Regions from separate parts of the Homo sapiens genome. Here region 1 is linked to region 2. A link is a contact called in ENCODE Hi-C or POLR2A ChIA-PET data. All regions are on one chromosome and are shown on one strand. Each heading gives the region's core, a stretch centred on a gene start or an enhancer-like site at or near the end of the contact. The rest is flanking DNA. Distances are from core to core; before and after follow the strand shown.

What was found. Hi-C counts contacts between places; a loop is a spot of excess contacts on that map. ChIA-PET counts read pairs that join two places held with the same protein, here RNA polymerase II (POLR2A). Pooled maps may share reads with other maps.
Region 1: a loop to region 2 is called in a pooled map, with 2.4 times the contacts of the local background. The contact joins the promoter of WDTC1 here to the promoter of LINC00339 in region 2. A Hi-C loop is called at or near these places in 1 of 50 pooled maps. POLR2A ChIA-PET finds 5 or more read pairs at or near these places in 2 of 52 experiments (OCI-LY7 and WTC11).

What each region holds. Positions count from the first base shown.
Region 1 is chr1:27,230,891-27,236,843 of GRCh38, reverse strand. WDTC1 (WD and tetratricopeptide repeats 1) reads right to left here and starts at 2,212. Exons shown (of 16, transcript NM_001276252.2): 1 at 1,893-2,212. WDTC1-DT (WDTC1 divergent transcript) reads left to right here and starts at 2,415. Exons shown (of 3, transcript XR_947117.2): 1 at 2,415-2,582; 2 at 3,242-3,399. RefSeq lists silencers at 1,533-1,582, 1,743-1,792, 1,983-2,132, 2,333-2,392.
Region 2 is chr1:22,021,598-22,027,157 of GRCh38, reverse strand. It overlaps LINC00339 (long intergenic non-protein coding RNA 339), which reads right to left and starts at 1,967. Exons shown (of 2, transcript NR_023918.2): 1 at 1,786-1,967. It overlaps LINC01635 (long intergenic non-protein coding RNA 1635), which reads left to right and starts at 1,110. Exons shown (of 3, transcript NR_110692.1): 1 at 1,110-1,194; 2 at 2,192-2,352; 3 at 2,713-3,164. RefSeq lists enhancers at 988-1,282, 1,360-1,469, 1,081-1,682 and a silencer at 4,119-4,238.

The DNA of each region.
Region 1 (5,953 bases), core at 963-3,462, 5.2 Mb before region 2:
ATAAATACATACATACATAAAGGAGAAAAAAATAAAAATAATTAAAGACCAAGTCATAGTCTAGATCTTCCTTAGCAGTTGGCCCAAGATCCACAAATGTTTGGCAGTGGGCTTCAAGATTTTCAGTTGTCTTTCCAGATCCTAAAGTCTAGGTGTGCAAAAACACCCTACATAAGATGCCCAATGAGTCAATACTGAACTCCTCCCGGCTAAAAAAAACTGTCAATTGTATGAAACTGGTAAATAGTTGTTAACATCATCATCATAATATTTACACGTGTTCTCTCTTTCCCTCGTGACCCTCAATGAAGGTGTCCCAGGCAGAAATATGGGCTACTGCTCAATTATTCGGCAGAGTTGATCCAAAAGCACTGTTCCTTCAAATTGAGATAAGACTCGAACAGAAGTGCTCCCATATAGGTCAAAAAAGGAAAGGAGAGCAGGACTCCAGCCTTAAAGCAGCATGATCACAAACTATGACGGAAAAGGTCATTTCCCACCTGCCAACGAAATACAACAACCTACAATGAAGAAACCTCAGTAAGTCTCAGACTTGGCCCAAAGGAGCCCAACTAGTTACTCCCTGGTCTGTTACAGAGGATCTGGCTATTACACTCAACAGCAAAAATTCAATTCAATCCCGCTAAAGATATAAGAATCACAAGGAAGAATAAGCCAGAACTCAAGACAGAAATAGCATTAAGTAGTTCCTTCAGTACAGTGAGCAGAAGCTGGCCACTCAACGACTCTAAAAGACACAGAAAAGCTTAGTAGGGACCACTGGGCATACCGGTGTCCTAGGTGGGGATTTCGTAACGTCTTTGAGTCAGAAGCTGCCCTCAAAATAGTTTCTTCTCAAAACGGTTTCAGGCTTTGTTAGAAAGGGAAGACTTCACTGCCACTTTACCCAGATCATCTACCCCATCCTTGGAATGAATGGGGAAGCTTCAGCCACCCTACCAGGCTCCTAAAATCACCAACTTGAGAGAAAAACTATAACGTTGCTCTACCAGTACTTCAGGAGGTTAAAGAAAGTCACAGAAGAAAAGAACTCTGGGGAAAACAGTCAAATTCGGCTATTAAGACATTAGTTACAGGCCCCTGTACCTCTCCTCTAGAAACCCTGGGAGTACACCCGCAGAGGAGAGAGAGCCCAAGCCACCAAGCAAAGTCAACCAATCTGGCAAAGGGGCGTCCCACTGCGGCTTTCAGTCCAAGAAGTGGATCCTGCTGGTTCGCAGTCTCTCTTCTATCTCCTCACTTCCTATTTACCCTTTGAAGTGGGTACTGAATAGCCCGTTCCCAAGCAGAGGCCCTTTGTATACGGGGTGCTACAGTCGCCTGGTGGAAACACCTTGGCAGAGTTGTTTGGTGCCAGGATGGGCCACTGAAGGCATCTGCTGTGGACACACACACACACACACACACACACACACACACACACACACAGAAAGAGAGAGAGAAAAACAGAAAGAGAGAGAGCGAGAAGCTAAGAGGGCAGGTCAGGTCGGCGTTGCCCTCCCAGCACTTACACCTGCCCCTTCTTCCTGACTCCGGCGCCAGATCAGATGTCAAACAAAAACTCCGCAAAAAAGTCCCATGATGGAATGACTTCCACCTCTCCCTCCGCAGAGCCTCCCCGGACTCCCACAGCCTCCCCCCGCGTCCCGACCAAACCCTCCGCCCCCACCCCGCCCCCGGACCACTCTGCCCTCCGCCCCGGCGAGGCCTGGCCCCTCTCGGGACACCCGGGGCCCCGAGGCGGGTAGGCTCAGGCCCCCAGGCCGGCAGGGCTGGAGCCGGCCCAGAGCGGGCGGCCCGTTCACCGGGGCTGCGGGAGCCGGTCCCCGCCTCGGCGCCCGCGGAGGGCAGGGGGCGGCGGTGACCCGTACCTGTCAGGTCTCTTCCCCCGACCGGCAGCGGCGCAACTTCAGGAGCCCATGTCCGTCCGGGGGGGGCGGCCCCTCTCCCGGGAAGGGGGGCGCGGATCCCGGGGAGGGGGCTGGGGGGCTCGAGCAGTTCTAGCCCCTTCCCATGCTCCCCGCCCGGCGCCTGGCCGGGGCCGGACAGCGCCTCCGCCCGCCCCTGCGCACCGCCTCACACCCGCGCTCACACACACTCACACTCCCTCGCGCGCTCTCACACACGCACTCCCCTCCCTCCTCCTCCTCTGTTTATCTCCTCCAGCTGTCTGGGGACCCAGGAGAAGCCCAGCAACGCGCCTGCGCCACGCAGTCTCCGCCTCCGCCCTGCGCCTCGCAGCCGGCGGGTACGCTACGAAGACTGCGCCCGGCCGCTTCCAGAATGGCTAGCCGGGCCCCCCCACTTACCCCCCCGCGCCCGGTCAACGTCTGCTGCCGGCGGCGCCCACTAACCTGCTAGTGGGGGAGCCCCGCACCGCCGTGGCCAATGGGCTTCGCCGCTTGCGGGACCGGCAGCCAGTGGGCGGGCGGGAAAGCTGGGCTAAGCCCTGGGGCACCCTGGGAGTCGTAGTTTTTCGCCGTCGAGGAGTTCCTGCAGAGCGGGCTCACCCCGCCCGGTTGCCATTAGTTACCCGGACGCACCTCCCACCCCACCACCGGGTAAAACGCTCCTCACACCGCTTCTGGGACACCCGCCCACACGCTCGCCCACTGAACCCCAGGTCCCCTCACAGCCCCTTAAGAGCTCCTAAGACTTCCTCTCAGCCCCCGAATTCTGGGACCTCTCAGGCTAGGGCCCCGGGGGGCTCCTCAGCCCACTCCTTCCTGCTCTGGGGGGCTGCTGAAGTGGCACAGTCCTCACTGACGTCTCCTGGGCCTTAAGGAAGAGAATGAAAGAGAATCGGGCCTACGCTGAGTAGCCTGGAGAGGAGTCAGCCACACACACTCTGGGTGCCCTCGGGGTGATGGGAGCGACTAGGTCCATCTGACCCTAGCGGAGTCACTGCTGCTCCCACCTCTGAGGAAGAGACGCAGTTCCAGCCTTGTGGAGTCCCGGGTCTGATGGAGGAGAGACCCTCCTCTTTATTAAGGAAGTTCCCAAGGTGACAAGGGTGGCACTAAGCCTATCTTCTTAAGGCAGAGACCAGGCCCCACCCGTGAAACCTCAAGTCAGAAAGGGAAGACGTGTCACCTTCTGACAAAGGAAACTTGTCACCCATAGGGTGCCATTTGTCAGATACTAACAATAATTCACTTTTATTCGCACTGGATTGGGTACAGTCTCTTAGCTAGGTACTATTGCTGTCTGTGTTTTGCAGAAAAGGAAAGCTGAAGCAGAAAGGCTAAAAGCAACTTGCCCCCGGGGTCCTGATAAGTTGGCAAATTGGGAATTAGACCCAGATCTGCCTGACACCAGAGTCTGAGCCTTTTAACACTGCCTGTCTTTCCTGTGAAAACCAGACAGCACCCGCTCTCAGTAAGGACTGAATATATGTATTTGGCATTTATAGTGTTTATCACTCCATGTGTCGCTTGTTTTTTTTTTTTTTTTTTTTTTTTTTTTCCAATTCTGCTCACATCATGAGTACGAATTTGTCTGTGAATACCTGAATACTCCCAGAGACAAAGGTAGTATTCTAATTGCTGGTGATTTCTCCGCAAGGGAGATTTCTCCCCATTTAGAGGAGTAAGAACCTATCCTTGTGAAACCGCTCACAAAGCCTTTTATGCCTTTCTCCTAAAAATATTGTGGGTCATTCCCCCTGAACTCTCCACCACAGCTGTTCTACTGAATATAAAAAATCATAGACTTTGGGACTAGAAGAAAGCTTTGAGATCATCTATCTGCAGCTCCCCAGGTTCAGGCTGCAACCTTGGTTAGGGTCATTGGGTTAATTAAACTGAATAATATCTAACATTTATTGAATACTTACCATGGGAGATAAGTGCTACTAGTGAATTAAGAAATACTCCCGGGCTGGGCGCGGTGGCTCACGCCTGTAATCCCAGCACTTTGGGAGGCAGAGGCGGGCGGATCACGAGATCAGGAGATAGAGACCACCTGGCTAACACGGTGAAACCCCATCTCTACTAAAAATACAAAAAAATTAGCCGGGCGTGATGGTGGGCGCCTGTAGAACCAGCTACTCGGGAGGCTGAGGCAGGAGAATGGCGTGAACCCGGGAGGCGCAGCTTGCAGTGAGCCGAGATCGCGTCACTGCACTCCAGCCTGGGCGACAGAGCGAGACTCCGTCTCAAAAAAAAAAAAAAAAAAAAAAGTAAAAGAAAAAGAAACACTCCCGGCCGGGCGCGGTGGCTCACGCCTGTAATACCAGCACTTTGGGAGGCCAAGGGCGGGTGGATCGCCTGAGGTCGGGAGTTCAAGACCAGCCTGGCCAGCATGGTGAAACCCCGTCTCTACTAAAAATACAAAAATTAGCCGGGCGTGGTGGCGCGTGCCTGTAATCCCAGCTACTCAGGAGGCTGAGGCAGGAGAATCACTTGAATCCTAGAGGCGAAGGTTGCAGTGAGCCGAGGTCGTGCCACTGCACTCCAGCCTGAGCAACAGAGAGAGACTCCATCTCAAAAAAAGAAAAAAGAAAAGAAAGAAAGACAGACTCCCACAATCACATAGCTAGGAAGTGGTACAGTTGGGATTAAAGCCTACACTATTCAAATCCAGAACCCTCATTTTTAAATCATTTTAGCATCCTGTGTTTTTGGCAGAGACCACCCCCCCCCCCACTTTTTTCTTCTTTTTTTGAGACAGAGTCTTGCTCTGTCGCCCAGGCTGGAGTGCAGTGGGGCAATCTCTGCTCACTGCAAGCTCTGCCTCCCGGGTTCACACCATTCTCCTGCCTAAGCCTCCCGAGTAGCTGGGACTACAGGCGCCCGCCACCAGTTTGTCATTTCATTTAGTACAGACGGGGTTTCACCGTACTAGCCAGGATAGTCTCGATCTCCTGACCTCGTGATCCACCCGCCTCTGCCTCCCAAAGTGCTGTCACTACAGACATGAGCCACCGCGCCCGGCCAGAGAACCCCCATTTTAAAGTCTTGTTTAATGCTGGCAAGGTCACAGAGGATCTTAGATATACTGATAGAGAAGAGTGGGTGATGTTTCTGTGACTCCTAGCACAGTCTATGGCACATAGCAGAAACTCAGTAAATATTTGTTGTCAGAATGAACTTTCGTTGGTAGAGACTGATGACAGGAAGAAGACTATTTCTTTTGAGACGGAGTCTTGCTCTGTCGCCCAGGCTGGAGTATAGTGGTGCAATCTCGGCTCACTGCAACCTCTGCCTCCTGGGTTCAAGCGATTCTCCTGTCTCAGCCTCCCGAGTAGCTGGGACTACAGGCACATGCCACGACGCCCGGCTAATTTTTGTATTTTTAGTAGAGATAGGGTTTCACCATAATTGGTCAGGCTGGTCTCAAACTCCTGATCGCAGGTGATCCACCTGCCTTGGCCTCTCAAAGTGCTGGGATTAGAGGCATGAGCCACCTCGCCCCACCAGGAAGAAGACTATTAACAACTGCAGTTACTATTTATTATTTTCTAATAGATACCACTCGTACTCTTACACTTGCTTGAGTTTCTCTCTTTCTCACTTCCTCTCTCTCCATATAGGCAGAGACCTATACATAAATCTATACATACATATGTGTACACGCACGCACACACACCCATATACATTAACACACACTAACTCATTTGCTTCTCCCAACCACGTTGTGAGTTAGGTATGATTCTTACTCCCATTTTACATAGAAGAAACAGAGACTCGGCCAGGCATGGAGGCTCACGCCTGTAATCCCAACGTTTTGGTTCCAGACCAGCGTGGGCAATACGGCAAAATCCTGTCTCTACAAAAAATATAAACATTGGCCAGGCGCGGTGGCTCACGCCTGTAATCCCAGCACTCTGGGAGGCCGAAGCAGGCAGATCACGAGATCAGGAGTTCGAGACCAGACTGGCCAACATAGTGAAACCCCGTCTCTACTAAAAATACAAAAGTCAGCTGGGCAT
Region 2 (5,560 bases), core at 718-3,217:
AAACCCCTAACCCACTTAGGAAAACACCCTTTTATTACTTCTTCTAGCTCCCAGCACCCAACGTCTTTACAACCCAGGTTTCTAGGAACAGACTGTCAGTGGGCCTTTTTCTTTCCTTTTTTTTTTTTTTGAGACAAGTCTCACTCTGTCGCTCAGGCTGGAGTGCAGTAGTGTGATCTCGGTTCACTGCAACCTTTCCTCCTTCTGGGTTCAAGCAATTCTCTGCCTCAGCCTCCCGAGTAACTGGGATTACAGGTGCCCACCACCATACCTGGCTAATTTTTATGTTTTTAGTAGAGATGGGGTTTCACCATGTTGACCAGGCTGGTCTCGAACTCCTGACTTCGGGTGATCCACCCGCTTCGGCCTCCCAAAGTGCTGGGATTACAGATGTGAGCCACCACGCCCAGCAGTCAGTGGGCCAATTCTTAAGGCTGGCTCTCAAAGATGAACCAGCACCACAATTTACCCGGCTTATAAATCCTGTCAGCTTCAGAAGACGACTTACCAAACACAAATTTATCCTCACCAGTTAATAACTCCTTTTCTTTGCTCAAAAACCCAGTGAGAAAAAATAACTCCAGGCCAGGCACAGTGGCTCATGCCTATACTTCTAGCACTTTGGAAGGCCGAGGCGGGTGGATCACCTGAGATCAGGAGTTCAAGACCAGGCTGGCCAACATGGTGAAACCGTCTCTATTAAAAATGCAAAACATTAGCCAGGCGTGGTGATGTGCGACTGTAATCCCAGTTACTCGAGTGGCTGAGGCAGGAGAATCGCTTGAACCCATGTGGCAGAGAAGGTTGCAGTGAGGCGACAACGCGGCACTGCAACTCCGGCCTGGGCGACAGAGCGAGACTCCGTCTCAAAAAAAAAAAAAAGAAAAAATAACTCCAGTGCACTGCGCCCTTACTTCCTATCTAACATTGTGCCGAACGTTATACACAGATCCTCCTCCGTATGATCCTTAGTTCAGGATCATAAACTCTTGATAAATTACTGCCCCAGGAACCTCCAGTGACATCAACCGCTGCTACCATTTGTGGAATTCTGCCGGCCAGACACCCCACACTGCATTCCCTCACAACTGATCCTCCCGATAGCCCATGGGGTAGGCACTGTTATTTCCATTCACAGATAAGCAAAGTGAGGCTCGGAGGGCGGGGACTTGCCCAAAGCCACAAGGATGAAAGGTAGTGCGATGACTCAACCGATAAAAATAATCCCGGTTGTGGTGGGGGGGAGCTGAGCCCGACTCCTCCCACTATGCTGCCGCGGCTCCGAAGGCCTAGCCCGAGTGCGGAAATGGGCTTCTAGGGTCCCAGGACGAGGTCCACCTCCAGAGCTGCAGTGAGGTCCAAGTCAGCCCGAGGAGCCCGCAGGTCCCACATTTCAGTCATTTCCCTACCCCAAAGGCAGGGACTCCCCGCTCCTGGGGCAGGCAGCCACTGTGGCCGCGAGCAAGCGTACTCGGGTTAGGAAGGAGAAGGAAGGGGACAGGGGGAACGTTCACCTACGCAGCTGCCACCTCGGAGGACGGGGGAGCGGGGGACGAGGAAAGATCAGGATAAGACCCTAACTCCCACAAATGACTCCAGGAAAGGGAGACCACCACTCCCCGAGCTTTGGAGCGCCGCGCGGGAACCGGAAGTCATGCCCCGCCCGGAAGTTAAGAGGAGGGGCATAGGTTGGAAGGGGTGGGCCGGGTCTCTCTAGCCTCCGCGGTACTACGCAGCTTCATGGTTTTAACTCTTGGTGGTCTTTTGACCGTCCTCAGTCCTTACCGTGCGGAGTTTTGGATACATTCTTAGCAGCTTTTTCGCTCCGGAGAAGTTCTTTATCTTTCTGAGCCGCAGTTTGCCCAACTGCAAAATGGAAAGAGATGAAGCAGGAATTAAGATACTCTAGGAGCTCGCCCACAGCTGATTCAGGGCCCCATTCTGAGGTTACACCCTTAAGCCTTTGCACCACTCAAAGGAAGGAAACCAAGAGAGAGGGGTGGCTGGCTGCTGTTTGGAGACAGTGGTCCTTGTATTGGCGCCCCGCGGAATCACTCCAGATGAGTCAGTGGATACAGTCTATAGGTCCCGCCTCATTGTACGCAAACAGCAGTGGGCATATGGCCGTGGGGGGTTGATACAGCCTGTCCGGGGTGGGACTCTGTGTGTATGGGAGGCTAAATCTCAGCAGGACTTTTCCAGTTGCTACCAGACTACGCACTGTCGCCTGATGGTTAAGAACTGAAGCTTTAGCCGTGCGCGGTGGCTCACGCCTGTAATCCCAGCACTTTAGGAGGCAGAGGCGTGTGGATCACCTGAGGTCACGAGTTCGAGACCAGCTTGACCAACAAGGTGAAACTCAGTCTTTACTAAAAATACAAAAATTAGCCGGGCGTGCTGGCAGGCGCCTATAGTCCCAGCTGCTCGGGAGACTGAGACAGGAGAATTGCTTGAACCCGGGAGGCGGAGGTTGCAGTGAGCCGAGATTGCGCCATTGCACTCCAGCCCGGACGAGGGAGCAAGACTCCATCTCAAAGATGAAGCTTTGAAGTCATACTGATCTGGTTTGCGTCTGATCACACAGGTTCAATGACACAGCCGGCTAGAGGAAGCAGAGATGCTAACCACTGCAGCCCCGATCTTAACCCTGAAGGGGAGGGATTGAGCTGTTAGAGAGAGGTACTCAGTTGACTTCTCCCTCTCTCTTTCCAGCTGGCATATCCGAATGGGCTGAGCTACCGGATTAAGAGGGACACCCCAAAGCCCCCATTGCTGGGTTATTGCTCCAGAGCCAATGTTCTTGGGGAAAGGAAGATATGCCCTTTGTCAACATTGCCACTGCTGGTCTGTAAACTCCTAGACGGCCAGCTGGTGGTTCACAAACCAGGACTCCTTGCTCTGGCCCTACCCCTACCTACCAGAATGACCGTGAACCCTTCCCCACTCACTCCTACAACCAGGTTTCCATCTCCTCTCTCAGCTTAGGTTTCCCTAACTGTAAAATAAAAGGGTTGGACTAGGTTAAGGACTTCCTGCTATTTCTCTCTCCCACACTCTAAGGTTCCTTAGGAATGCTTCAGAAAACAGCAGGGGTTGGGGCAAGGATGCCGCTTGAGTCCCAGAGCAACTCCAATTTCATAGGCACATAAATTTATGTGAAAGTATATACGTTTCGGCTTGTGTAAGATTATTTTATCATCCCAGGTAAAATTCAGCCTTTGTGCTTCATCTTTCCCCACCCTCCTGCTCACTCAGTTTGCTCCAAGAACACTGACCTTCTGGCTATTTTGCAAATCTGACAATCTGACAAGCTCATCTTCACTTCTTTTTTTTTTTTTTTTTTTTTTTTGAGACGGAGTTTCGCTCTTGTTGTCTAAGCTGGAGTGCAATGGTGTGATCTCGACTCACTGCAACCTCTGCCTCCCGGATTCAAGCGATTCTCCTGCCTCAGCCTCCCGAGTAACTGGGATTACAGGCACGAGCCACCACACCCGGCTAATTTTTTGTACTTTTAGTAGAGACGGGGTTTCGCCATATTGGCCAGGCTGGTCTCGAACTCCTGACCTCAGGTGATCCGCCCACCTCAGCCTCCCAAAGTGCTGGGATTACAGGTGTGAGCCACCACGCCCAGCCTTTTTTTGAGGCAGAGTCTCATTCTGTCACCCAGGCTGGAATGCAGTGGCATGATCTCAGCTCACTGCAACTTCCACCTCCTGGGTTGAAGTGATTCTCTTGCCTTAGCCTCCCAAGTAGTTCAGATTACAGACTTGCACCACCCTGTCCAGCTAATTTTTGTATTTTTAGTAGAGACAGGGTTTTGCCATGTTCCCCAGGCTGGTCTCGAACTCCTGACCTCAAGCGATCCACCCACCTCGGCTTCCCAAAGTGCTGGGATTACAGGCGTGAGCCATCGCACCCGGCCTCATCTTCACTTCTTTTGCTGATCTCTGCTTGCAGTGCTCTTTCCTGAGATCTGTTCACCCAGGTTCCAGTTCAACTGTAGCGTCTCCTTTTCTGCCCACCTCCTCTATCCCCCGACCCCGGGCACCCTTCCAATTCCTTTATAACCTGTTACTTTGTTTTTGTGATTACCTAGTTATTTTCTATCTCATCCACTAGAGGCAGTGTCCACAAAGCTAAGGACTTTGTCTGCCCTGTCACCACCATGACCCCAGTACTTAAAACTGAGCATAGGCCGGGCACGGTGGCTCACACCTGTAATCCCAGCACTTTGGCAGGCCGAGATGGGCGGATCACAAGGTCAGGAGATCGAGACCATCCTGGCTAACACGGTGAAACTTCATCTCTACCAAAAATACAAAAAAATTAGACGGGCGTGGTGGCGAGTGCCTGTAGTCCCAGCTACTCGGGAGGCTGAGACAGGAGAATGGCGTGAACCCGGGAGGCGGAGTTTGCAGTGAGCTGAGGTCACGCCACTGCACTCCAGCCTGGGCGACAGAGCAAGACTCTGTCTCAAAAAAAAAAAAAAAAACAAAAAAACAAAAACTGAGCATAGGAGCCAGGCGCAGTGGCTCACGCCTATAATCCCAGCACTTTGGGAGGCCGAGGCAGGCGGATCACCTGAGGTCAGGAGTTCGAGACCAGCCTGGCTAACATGGTGAAACCCCGTCTCTACTACAAATACAAAAATTAGCTAGGCATGGTGGCAGGCGCCTGTAATCCCAGCTACTCAGGAGGCTGAGGCAGGAGAATTGCTTGAACCTGGGAGGCGGAGGTTGCAGTGAGCTGAGATCACGCCATTGCACTCCAGCCTGGGCGACAAGAGTGAAACTCCATCTCAAAAAAAACGAACAACAACAACAAACTGAGCATAGGCTGGACAAACACTGAATGAATGGATCAATGAGTGAGTAAAGGAACAGAGCAGCTGGGCGTGGTGGCTCACACCTGTAATCCCAACACTTTTGGAGGCTGAAGCAGGAGGATCCCTTGAGCCCAGGAGTTTGAGACCAACCAAGGCAACATAGTGAGACCCATCTCTACAGAAATTTTTTAAAAATCAGCCTGGTGTGGTGGTGCACATCTGTGGTCCCAGCTACTTGGGAGGCTGAAGTGGGAGGATCACTTTAGCCCAGTAGATTGAGGCTGCAGTGAACTGTGATTGAGCCACTGCACTCCAGCCTGGGCGGATAGAACAAAACTCAGTCTCAAAAAAAAAAAAAAAAAAGGTCTGGGCATGGTGGCTTACGCCTGTAATCCCAGTACTTTGGAAGGCTGAGGCGGGTGGATCACCTGAGGTCAGGAGTTCAAGACCAGCCTAAGCAACATGGTGAAAACCCATCTCTACTAAGAATAGAAAATTAGCTGGGTGTGGTGGTGCATGCCTGTGACCCCAGCCACTTGGGAGGCTGAAGCAGAAGAATTGCTTGAACCGGGGAGGCAGAGATTGCAGTGAGCCAAGATTGTACCACTGCACTCCAGCCTGGGCAACAGAGTGAGACTCCATCTCAAAAGCAAAAAAAGAAAAGAGAAAGCCTGAATTTTATGACAAATCCAATCTGAAAAAGACCACTAGGGATGTAGCTGTAGTTTAACAAAA